2 separate regions of the Homo sapiens genome follow, and region 1 is linked to region 2. Evidence: chromatin loops called from intact Hi-C (ENCODE). Cell type or tissue: CD4-positive, alpha-beta T cell. All regions are shown on one strand. Each heading gives the region's core, and the rest is flanking DNA. Links, peaks and the distances in the headings are about the cores only. Region 1 overlaps LOC105376956 (a long non-coding RNA gene). Region 2 overlaps SYN2 (synapsin II).

Region 1 (5,377 bases), core at 206-5,205, 760 kb after region 2:
TCGCCAGTTTGAGATCAGCCCTACCAACATGGAGAAAACCTGTGTCTACTAAAAATACAAAATTAGCTGGGTATGGTGGTGCATGCCTGTAATCCCAGCTACTGGGGAGGCTGAGGCAGGAGGATCACTTGAACTGGGGAGGTGGAGGTTGCGGTGAGCTGAGATGGCACCATTGCACTCCAGCCTGGGTGACGAGTGAATCTCCGTCTCAAAAAAGAAAAGACAAGAAAAAGCATTGGGAAGTTTTCCTTCCTTTGCTGTGATCAGAAACAGTTGTAACAGTGAGATTATCTGGTTGTGAAGGTCAGAAGAATTCCCTGTGAAACAAAATGGGCTAGTTAAGCCGTTAATTACATTTTCTATTTCTCTCATGGGAATTTGTTTAAGATTTCTTTTTCTCCTGAGTCACTTTTGGCTAATTATTCATTTCAAATTTATTTGCATAAAGTCGTTCAAAGTATCATCACTCTAAACATTTTTTCCACTTCAATATTCAGTCCTGTGTTGGTTTCTCATTTTTGGTGTTTCGTTTTCTTGTCACCTTGATTTGGTTAGCTAGAGGTTTGTCTACTTTCTTTTTTCTTTTCCAAGACCAGCTTTTTGTTCATAAGCTTTACTATTTCTTTGTTCTGATTTTTTTTTTTTTTTTTTTTTTTTTTGAGGAGGAGTCTCACTCTGTCTCCCAGGCTGAAGTGCAGTGGTGCTATCTCAGCTCACTGCAACCTCCACCTCCCAGGTTCAATCGATTCTCCTGCCTCAGCTTCCCAAGTAGCTGGGATCACAGGTGTGAGCCACCATGCCCGGCTAATTTTTGTAGTTTTAGCAGAGATGGGGTTTCACCATGTTGGCCAAGCTGGTCTCGAACTCCTGGTCTCAAAGCAGTGTGCCTGCCTCAGCCTCTCAAAGTGCTGAGATTACAGGCATTAGCTGCCACACCCAGCCTTGCTTGTTATTTTGCAACTGTTTCTCCTTTGTTTACTTTAATCTTTTCCTAATTTTGCATTTGATGTTTCTTTTTCATTTTGGATGTAATTTTCTTTGCCTCATTGCTTTAATTGCATCATGGATTCTGATACAAGGTGTTACCATTTTGAACAAATTCTATGGTTGTGGTTTGTATTTGTCCTCTGACCCAAGAGTAATTTAATAGAGTTAGTAACATTTCCAGTAGGGAATTTTTGAGTCTTTAATTTCTAGTTTTACTGTACTGTGATTAGAGAATATGTTTAGATTCTCTCTGCTTTGTGGAATTACTGAAGTTTCCTTTGTGTCTTAATATGTGGCAAGTTTCCATAAACGTTTCAAGGGAGGTTGGAAAGGTGTTTTCTCTGTTATTGAAGCGCAATGCTTGGTATCATATCCATGAGAAACTGAAGGCTTCTAGATAATTTCATTTTGGCCTCTTAACCTGTCTTGGATTCAGAGTGGCAATGTTAACCTTTATGAATGTGTTTTTTTATTCCTACCTATCCTGCAGTTTCCGTTTTTTGAAGACTGCTGTTTTATGTGGTGCATAGATACTCCTGTCATGTCTACATTGGGAATTGCAGCTTCTAGCATTATCAAGTCACTTTCTCATGCATTGTTTTTAAGGCTGATTTCTACCCTGTCACACATCAAGACTGTAACTTGCTTCCTCGTCTAATTTGGCTTCATAGCTTGTACCCCTCCATGCACGTCTTTATGGGTAGCCTTTAGCCTTTCTGAATTTTTGTCTTAGGTGTCCCTCTAGAGTATTGGCAGAGAGTTGGTGGGTTTTGCTTTGTGGTCTGGGGTAGATGGAATGTATTTGTAGTCTATACCCTAGCTATGACTCACTTTATGGCAGGGAACACTTCTCCACCCTCTGACGCTGGGCTGGGCATGGAGCAAAGTGGTCAATGGGATTGTGGTGCACCTGGCGTGAGCAAAGGTGTGCTATGTGCTTGGGGCCAGGCTCATGCTCCTGCACTCCAGCCTATTGCCATGACCAGGACAGGCCTCGACCGGTGGGGTCAGGAGAATGAGGGATATGTGGAGCAGTCCTAGACCCCCTATGGCTCAGACTGACCCAGTTCTAGACCAGGGGAACCCCGTGCATCTGCAGATGGGGGCTGAGAAATCAGTGCTTGTTTCCTGCACACTTTGGGGTTGCCAGAGAACTAGGGTGGCGGTAGCTTATGGATACAAGGTCTTCAAAGACCTTTCTCTTAGCAGGGGAGCTAGGTATACTTGCATTTTGATGTAGCTGGTGTCTTTGGTTTGTTCTGGAAGGTTGTTTGCCGTTGTGAATTCACTATGTGGAGTATGGCGTCCTCGTGTGGCTTTCATTCTGAAGACTGGTCTGTTCCACTCTCCCTTTTTGGCTTGGTTATTTTTTTTTTTCTGTATTTAGGAAGGCTTTATTTTTGTTCTGGAGCTGTATTAGTCAGTGTTCTCCAGAGAAAACTGAACAAATAGGACAAACACACACACTCACACACTCATGAGGGGATTTATTGTGGGAATTGATTGGTTCATGCCCTTCAGGAGGCCAGGAAGCCCCAGGATATGCCAGTGGCAAGCTGGAAAACCGGAAAGCCCATGGTGCAATTCAGTTCGAGTCCAAAGGCCTAAGAACCAGAACAGCTGGTGGTGTCCCTCTCAGTCCCAGGCCACAGGCCTGAGAACCTGGGGGCTTCTGGTTTAAGACATGGGGTCCAGAGGCCCAAGAACCTGGAGTTCTCATACGCAAGGGCAGGAGAAGGTGGATGTCCCAGGTCAAGCATAGAACAAATTTCCCCTCCTTCCTCCTGTTGGTTGTATCTGGGCCTCAGCAGATTGAAGCAGGCTTGCTCACACTGGCGCGGGTGGCCCTCAGTCAGTCCACTGGGTCAAGTGCTCATCTCTTCCAGAACCCCCCCACAGAAACACGAGAAATCACGTTCTCCCTGCTCCCTGGACATCCCTTAGCCTAGTCAAGCTGACTGCTAAAATGAGCCATCACAAGGGCTGCCTTGGTAATAGTGACTTCTGCTAATGCCCACGGTGCCCGCTTTTCCTAACTGGCCTTGTGCTATCATTGAGCACTGTCAGCTGCAATAAAATCACCCGACTCTCACCTGCTAACAGTGCAGCAGCGGATCGGCTGACTGCCTTTCCCTTTCTCTTCCTTCTCTTCCAGTTTTTTGAATGCGTGGGTGCTTTTCTGGGTTTGGTAGTGCAATCATGCCCTCTTGCGCTGCTAAGGTGAATTGCAGTTCCCGTAATAAAAGATACTTTTAGGTGGGCTTGGTGAATCTTTGACAGCATCTCTGTGATGAGGCCCCCCTCTTAGCTGCTTCTTTCTTGCCCTTCATCACCAAAGCTCCCGGACACCCTTGCGAGGTGCTTCTGGCCCGATGGCCTGTCCAAGTGCTTCCTGTAGCTCTTGCTTAGCAGGCTGCCTTTCTCCTCTCAGGGCGGCTCCCTCCTCCTGCTCTGTGCATCGCGCCTCCACAGGGACCACCCATTTCCTCCGGCTGTGCATCCCCCACTGGCTGCCCCTGGCACCCACCCAGGACCTCCACGGGGACCCCCTCATTCCTTTCCGCTGTGTACCCCCCACCCCTGCACCCCCCCCAGGACCTCCACAGGGACCTTCTATCCCCTCCAGCTGTGCACCCCCCCCACCCCACCCAGGACCTCCAAGGGGACCCTCACCTCCTCCAGCTACACATGCCCCCCTGCCCCTGCATCCCACCCAGGACCTCCATGGGGACTCCCCACCCCGTCCATCTGTGCAGCCCCCTGCCCTTGCACCCTACCCAGAACCTCCATGAGGACCCCCTCAATCCCCTCCCACTGTGCATCCTCCCCTGCCCCTGCACCCCCCCACAACCTCCACAGGGACTCCCCACCCTCTCCTGCTGTGCAACCCCCACCCCTGTACCCCCCTGACAACCTCCACAGGGACCCTCCACCCTCTCCCATTGTGCACCCCCCCACCCCTTCACCCCACCCACAACCTCCACAGGGACCCCCACCCTCTCCCACTGTGTACCCCCCTGTACCCCACCCACAACCTCCACAGAGACTCTCCACCCTCTCCCACTGTGCACCCCCCCAACCCCTGCACCCCACGCACAACCTCCACAGGGACTCCCCACCCTCTCCCGCTGTGTACCCCCCTGCCCCTGCATCTCACCGGCAAGTGATTCTACATCAACTCTGCTGCTCTAAGATGTTGATTTTCCCACTGACCTTTAAGTGAATTTTGTGGTTCTTGCTCTTTCCCAAACACAGTGTAGGTCTGACAGCTATAGGTGACTGTTTCTTTGCTTTGGAGACTTGGTCTTGCGCTGTGGCCCAGGCTGGAGTGCAGTGGGGTGATCATGGCTCATGTAGCCTTGACCTCACTGGTTAAAGCAATCCTCCTACCTCAGCCTCCAGAGTAGCTGGGAACACAGGCAGGCACCACCATGCCTGGTTAATGTTTTGATATTGTAGAGATGGAGGTCTCACTATGTTGCTCAGGCTGGGATTACAGGGGTGAGTCACAGCATGTGGCCCCTCCTTGTTCTTTGAAAAGTTCTCAGAGGGTGTGAGAAGAGATTCCAATTCAGGTATTATCCTCTGGTATTTTCATTTTAGAATGTGTTCTTCCCTATTAACTACATAGAAAATGACAAAGTGCTTCAGGTCCTACGTATCAGATTTAATTGGAACACTTTACTGTGGAGGTGGGGGTGGGGTGTGGTTAGGAATAATAGACAAGAAAAGCTTTCCCTGAGGGCCTTGAAAGTCCTGAAGCTCCACGTTAGAAATGAGGGTGGGTGATCTTCACCCCATGCCTACAAGCAGCAGCCGCCAGGTCTTTATCACAGGCCTGCTCTGGGCTGAGCGGTGAGATGGGGTCTCTTGAAAAGTGGGCACTGAACTGAATGCACTGAGCTAAGAGGCATCTCAGGGGATACCTGGCCTCCAGCAGCACCAAAACGGGGTCCATGGTCATCCCAGGGACTCAGCATTGTGGTCGAACCATGGTGTCCCCCTCTCCAGGCTCCAGTCCTCGCCAGAATCACCAACTCTGCCAGAAACTCGATTATTTCTTTCCGTTTGTTCCTTGTTTGCCAACACAACACTGTCTGCATGGCAACACGTTATGGGACATCCGTAAGGTGGAATGTTATGCAGACGTTATAAATTGTCGAGTCTTCCACTGCCTCATCACAGTGGATTAAGGGAAAAAGAATAGCATTTACACACACACACACTGTTACTAAACTGTATTCTGTAGAGTGCACAGGCTGTTGTTCAGAGATTTATTCATATATGCACACCATCTTTTCCAAAGGCTCTAAAAGGTCCAGCAGAAAGAAACGCATTGAACTGCGTGCAATGCATCGTTCCCTAGAGGTGTGTGACCGATGACACTTTC
Region 2 (5,377 bases), core at 110-5,109:
AGCTGTGTTCAGTAACTCTATAAACATTTCATGTGTCAAACAGTAGGACAGGCTTTGGTAACACAAAATGAGTAGAGCAGAGTCCTCACCTAAGGAAGTATATGGTCTCTAAACTTGATCATCAAAAGAGTTGGAATTTAATTTGACTAGCTCTGCCACCTTCTAACTGCTACCTTTAAGCAAGTCAGTTAATTCATCTGAGCCTCATTTTTCTATAAAACCAGTAACATTAAGATGACATTCTTGTAAGAGGCATATTGTGAGGATTAATTTGGGTGATCTGAGATGAGTGATTTGATTTGTGTAGGGTCACTCAGTGTTTGTTTTTTCTTTCCCTCCTCCTCCACACCCATGTGTTGCCTTTGTATCTTTACAGACTGAAGACGACTCATTATTTTAGCTTTACTAAAATCAGAGTCATTTCATTTTGTTCTGTTTTTCTCTGGACCATTTCTACTTTCATCATGTCACTTTTGTCCAGATAAGTGGACCTAATATGCTGTATCATAAATAGGAAAGCATTACAGCTTGTACAAGATGGGGTTAGGGCATGAGTAGCCCTTTATGTTGGGTTTCCATAAGCTTTCTAGTGATAACTAACATTTTTTTACCTTTCATTCTATCTTTTTGGTTTTTGCCTGTTACAGCTCACAGGACTGTCTTCAGGAAACAATTTTCTGTCATTCCAGGTTCCTTTACCAGATTGTAGTTGAGCATTCCAGTTCATGATCCTCTGATAAGATTATTTCCCCTGAATGTGTTTTCTTACACTTAGGCACATTAAAACTCCTCTGCCACTTTTCTGCCCACGTCCACATCTTCTTTCAGTTTACCCCTAATCATCTTGGCATTTTAATCCCTGGAAGAGCTGAATGCCATCTGTAACCTTGGCAATTTCCCCATGCACTCTCTTCCACATCATTTATATGAATGTTAACTAAGACACCATGCAGCTTGCTCTCTATCTAAGAAGTGCCTTACTTGCAGAGCATTTGATATAACAATTTAATCAGTGAATTAATATCAAGGACCAGCCACAGAATGTTGCCTTTATCTGGGAAAGTATTCATGTCTTCCTGTTCTTTGTTTCTTATTCTGAACCAAACCAATGATCCATAACAGAAATTTCTCCAGGTACTGAAAGTTTTATGGTCCATAAATTAGATAACAAATCCAAATTTGAGTTGAGAACCCCTTCAATGTAAAGCCTGACTGTTTGAGGTCTTATTTATGTCTCTGTTCCAGAACATCTACAGTGGGAGTTCTATAAAGTGTTATGTCATTTCATTAAATCTGATTTTTTAAATGTCGTTGTCATTTCCCAGCTAGCTACTAAGCTCCTAGACCTAATCAATCAAGTGATTAATTGAATTGTCAGGTGAATGCTGTGCAATAGGTATTGGCCTGCCAAGTGCCAGTAAAATAGAAAATTCTGAAGTCTAATTACTACACTGGCTTCTGAAATGATCTTAAGCACTGATTCATTCCCTTCAGTCTTCTCCACATTCCAGAGAAAGCAGCCTCTCAGATCTTAGGCATATCTGACTGTATGATCTCTCTGCTTAAAATCTTTCAGTATTTTCTGAGACAGTTGGGAAAACTTGAATACAGACTCAGTAAAGATGTTAATAAAATTAATTTTGTTTGGTGAGACAATGGCATGGCACTTATATTTTAAAAGTCATTATCCTAGAATATTGGCAAATTAATACAGATGAAGTAGATTAGAGATTACCTGGGACTGAGGGGAGAGGGGAATGGGCACTTATTGCTTATTGGCTACAGAGTTTTTGTTTGGGATGATGAAAAGTTTTGAAAAATAGATAGTGGTGGTGGTTGCACGACATTGTGAATACCATTGAAGTGTATACGTAAAAGTGGTTAAAATGGAAAATGTTGTTATGTCTGTTTTGCCACTGTAAATCATAAAAATAACAGTCATTAACAGAATGCTTAAAAATTGACAGGATAAATGACATGATGTTTGGGACTTACTTTAAAATACTCAAACCGTAGTCTCAACAACAAAAACAGTGAGGGTAATAGATGAAAAAGATTGGTAAAATGTTGATGATTATTGTGGATATTTCTGCAGTGAAAAGTTGTAAAAAATCATTTGGAGATTAGCCCTCAAGTTCCAGAGACTCCACCTGACATTTAAAGCCCTTTGCTCTGCCACTTCCCTGCCTTGGGAACCTCTGGTCTTCACTGTTCAGCCAGCAGTGTGCTGGGCCCCTGTAGTGCCCAGAGCCTCACCCAAGCTTCTGTGCGTTTGCCCTTACATTTCAATTCTGCATCTTCCTTCCTATGTGGCTAATTCCTACTCATTCTTTAAGACTCAGTTCAGTCTCTTTGGAGCATTCATGGACTTCTCCAGGCAGGGAGAATGGCTCCCTCCTTTGGGTTCCCATAATGCTGTGCTTGTATGTCTACTGCAGTTGATACCCTGAATTATAATCTTTTATTTTTGTTTCTGTCTCTCCACTGACTTATGAGGTAGAGGAAACTTGCTTTCCACTGTACATCCTCCTGGACTATATGAAACTTTTATTATTGTTTTAGTTGTGTGCTTAAATTTTTTTTTAAAGGAAAAGATTAAAAGGTAGAAATGTGAGTGCTAGATGTAAATCTGAAGAGTTGAGTGGGAACTTAGCAGTGACCCCCATGTAGATATTGGCGTCCTTTTGTAGACTCTGCTTTCTGTACTTTGTTATCACTAATGGTTGCCAATTTTTATAGTTCCAGCACCTACCACTGGATGCTCAGTAAATTTTTGCTGAATTTAGTGACAAACCACGGCGTTTCTTTCTACAAGTTGCAAAAGCCAGCTATCCAGCTTCTTTGAGGGAGGGAAGTGGATGCATACTTGTTAGAAGAGACAGTTAATGTTTGGGTATGGTTTTTCAGAGCAGCAAATAAGCAGCTGGAGGGATACCCCTGTGCCAGTAGAGTCTGTGGCTATTCAGCCAGTGCAGTGAGTGGTGAGCTGTGACTGCAATCAGCTGCAGTACTCATCTTGCCAGTGGGTGGCGGCCGGCGCTCACAAACTTGCACCAGGACAGGAAGGCATGATTTTTACCCTAACAGTGTAGGTGGGGAAATAGGAATCTCCTACTATTTCTAGTTTATTTTCTAACTTCTTGAAGCCTTCAGATGTTTGGTTGAAAGAACAAGGCCTGAGTCAGAGTCAGTAAGAGCTAGAAACTAGCACCTTGTTAAAGGTAAATGTCTAGACCAGTGCTAGATATTTACTAGGTGCTGGACTGTTTACAGAGCTCTGGGAAGTCTTTTCCTCCCTAAATGCCTTCTGGAGTATGTGAATCCATCTTCAGTGCTGTCATCTTCTAGCCTGAGATTTGATCCTTATGCAAATTCCAGTCATCCTGGGAGGATTTATACTCTAGGCTCTTTCAGGTCCATTAGCTCCAATATAGACAGAGATTGAAAACAGATTTTCATGTGGAGGAGGAGAGGAAGGAAAGAACTTGACCCTCAGGATTGACACATGTGAGAAGAAGATGGCAGGGCCTGCAGAAATAGGCTCTGTCCTGAGGGTGCTGTCTTCTGGTTTTCTCCAGTGGTCCAGCCCAAACCACCACTCCTAACATCCCAGTCAATAAGCAAGTCCTGATTGTGAGGCCACTAAGTCACAGCTCTGTGAAGGATTTGGAAATTTATGGATATAATGATTATATTTGTACAGGCCTAGAGCATATAATCAAACAATAAGACATAATCAGTATTTAAAATCAAAAATTTTCTGAAAAATCCAAGACTCACATATGGATCATCCCTGCTCTGAAGCATTGTTACATAATCTAGTGGTCTGAGGCGTAGGTGGGGGAGCAGTGTCTGATTATTAGACAACCGACTTTGAAAGGTGGTATCAGATGATGATGCTGTGAGCCAAATATCATGAGCAGACAATAAATGTGATGAAAGTTCAGAAAAGGAAGAAGCCATGTTGGCTGTAGTCATATTAAAATAGCATAAATGTTTGCTGCTTTTTGCTAACAGTGCTTCATATTTGCATAAATTTCAGCATTTCCAAAACTTTCATGTCATCTGATTTCATTAAATCTTCACAACCACCTGTGAGCCAAACATTATTAAATGAGGTAAAATACATAAAACACTTAGAATAGTGCCTAGTACATCACAGGTGTTCACTATTAAGATCACCATTAGCCCTATTTTATAAATGACACAACTAAGACTCAGAGACGCATTATTTGCCCAAAGTCACACAGCTGAAAAGTGGTAGAAGTAGGCCTGAACCTAGCTTCCCTGGCTTCTATTTCTAGAACTCTTTCTCCATTATCCAATGCATAAAAGAGGGCGTATTTAAGCTAGGCTTGCCTGGGTTGGGCCAAGTTTTGTGGGGGCGTTAGGAGAGAAGTCTCTGAAATCATATTCCTCAGCCTCACAAGCCCTAGTTGTTAGGTGGATGGGAATTGATGAAGGTATTCACTTCCTTGAGTAACAAGAGTTAAATCTAGAAGCTTCTGCTCATTTTAGCAATAAGGGGAGATGGTTCATTACCTGGTCCATCAAGGAAGCTGCAAGCCATTAAACTTACATAGATCCTCAGCTGCTAGGCTTGTTAAGAAAAATGTTACAATAGGGGGAAATTGACAACACAGGCACTACAGATATTTTTAGTCTGTGTTTCAAGGATGTACATGTTGGGTTCTGTTTAGGATTGAGCACAAGGGGATGAATTTAGATTTATGTGACAAGACTGCCAATCAGAAAGTTCATATTGGTGGGGCATGGTGACTCACTCCTATCATCCCAGCACTTTCAGAGTCCAAGGCAGGAGGATTGCTTGAGCCCAGGGGTTCAAGAACAGCCTGGACAACATAGTGAAACCTTGTCTGTACAAAAAAAATTTAAAAATTAGCCTGGCGTGGTGGCATGTGCCTGTAGTTCCAGTTACTCTGGAGGCTGAGGCAGGAGGATCACTGGAGCTCAGGCAGTCGAGGCTACAGTGAGCTATGATTGCACCACTGCACTCTAGCCCGCGCAACAGAGCAAGATCCTGTCTCAAAAAAAAAAAAAAAAAAGTCCGTACTGGGCATCTTATCTGTTCCTATCTTATGCAAGGGACTGTGTGGGAAAACTAAGGGAAGTAGAGTAGTTTTCCCAGACTTTCAAATGCTGGTAAGAGTGGTATCATCTTTTTCTTGGGTGGGGGACAGTTTGGGAATATTAGTAAAAACCGTAACTGTGTCTGTTCCTTGTACCAGCACTTCTGTCATAAATTATTCATCCTGTGGATATATTTTTAAATGTAAGCCATTGTAGCACTGTTTGTAATACCAAAAGCAAGAAACTAGAAATCTAATGTGCTCACCAATATATAATGCCAATGCCA

What was found. Hi-C counts contacts between places; a loop is a spot of excess contacts. Peaks named below come from ENCODE experiments on the same cell type or tissue, not always from the same donor. Only the 100,000 strongest peaks of a DNase experiment are listed, where the experiment ranks them.
Region 1: it touches region 2 in a loop (7-fold over the local background); 15 of 110 quality-filtered maps call a loop at or near these places.

The regions. Positions count from the first base shown.
Region 1 is chr3:12,888,971-12,894,347 of GRCh38, forward strand. The region is part of intron 4 of LOC105376956 (a long non-coding RNA gene); the gene reads left to right. Among named protein-coding and RNA genes, the nearest start is that of LINC02022, 6.4 kb to the left of the region's middle. In CD4-positive, alpha-beta T cell, for the core only: a CTCF peak has its summit at 3,195; a DNase peak (open chromatin) is centred at 3,171; H3K27me3 peaks cover 473 bases.
Region 2 is chr3:12,132,200-12,137,576 of GRCh38, forward strand. All of the region lies in intron 1 of SYN2 (synapsin II), which reads left to right. Among named protein-coding and RNA genes, the nearest start is that of TIMP4, 24 kb to the right of the region's middle. RefSeq lists a silencer at 2,890-3,184. In CD4-positive, alpha-beta T cell, for the core only: CTCF peaks have their summits at 3,008 (motif pointing right) and 3,211; a DNase peak (open chromatin) is centred at 3,022.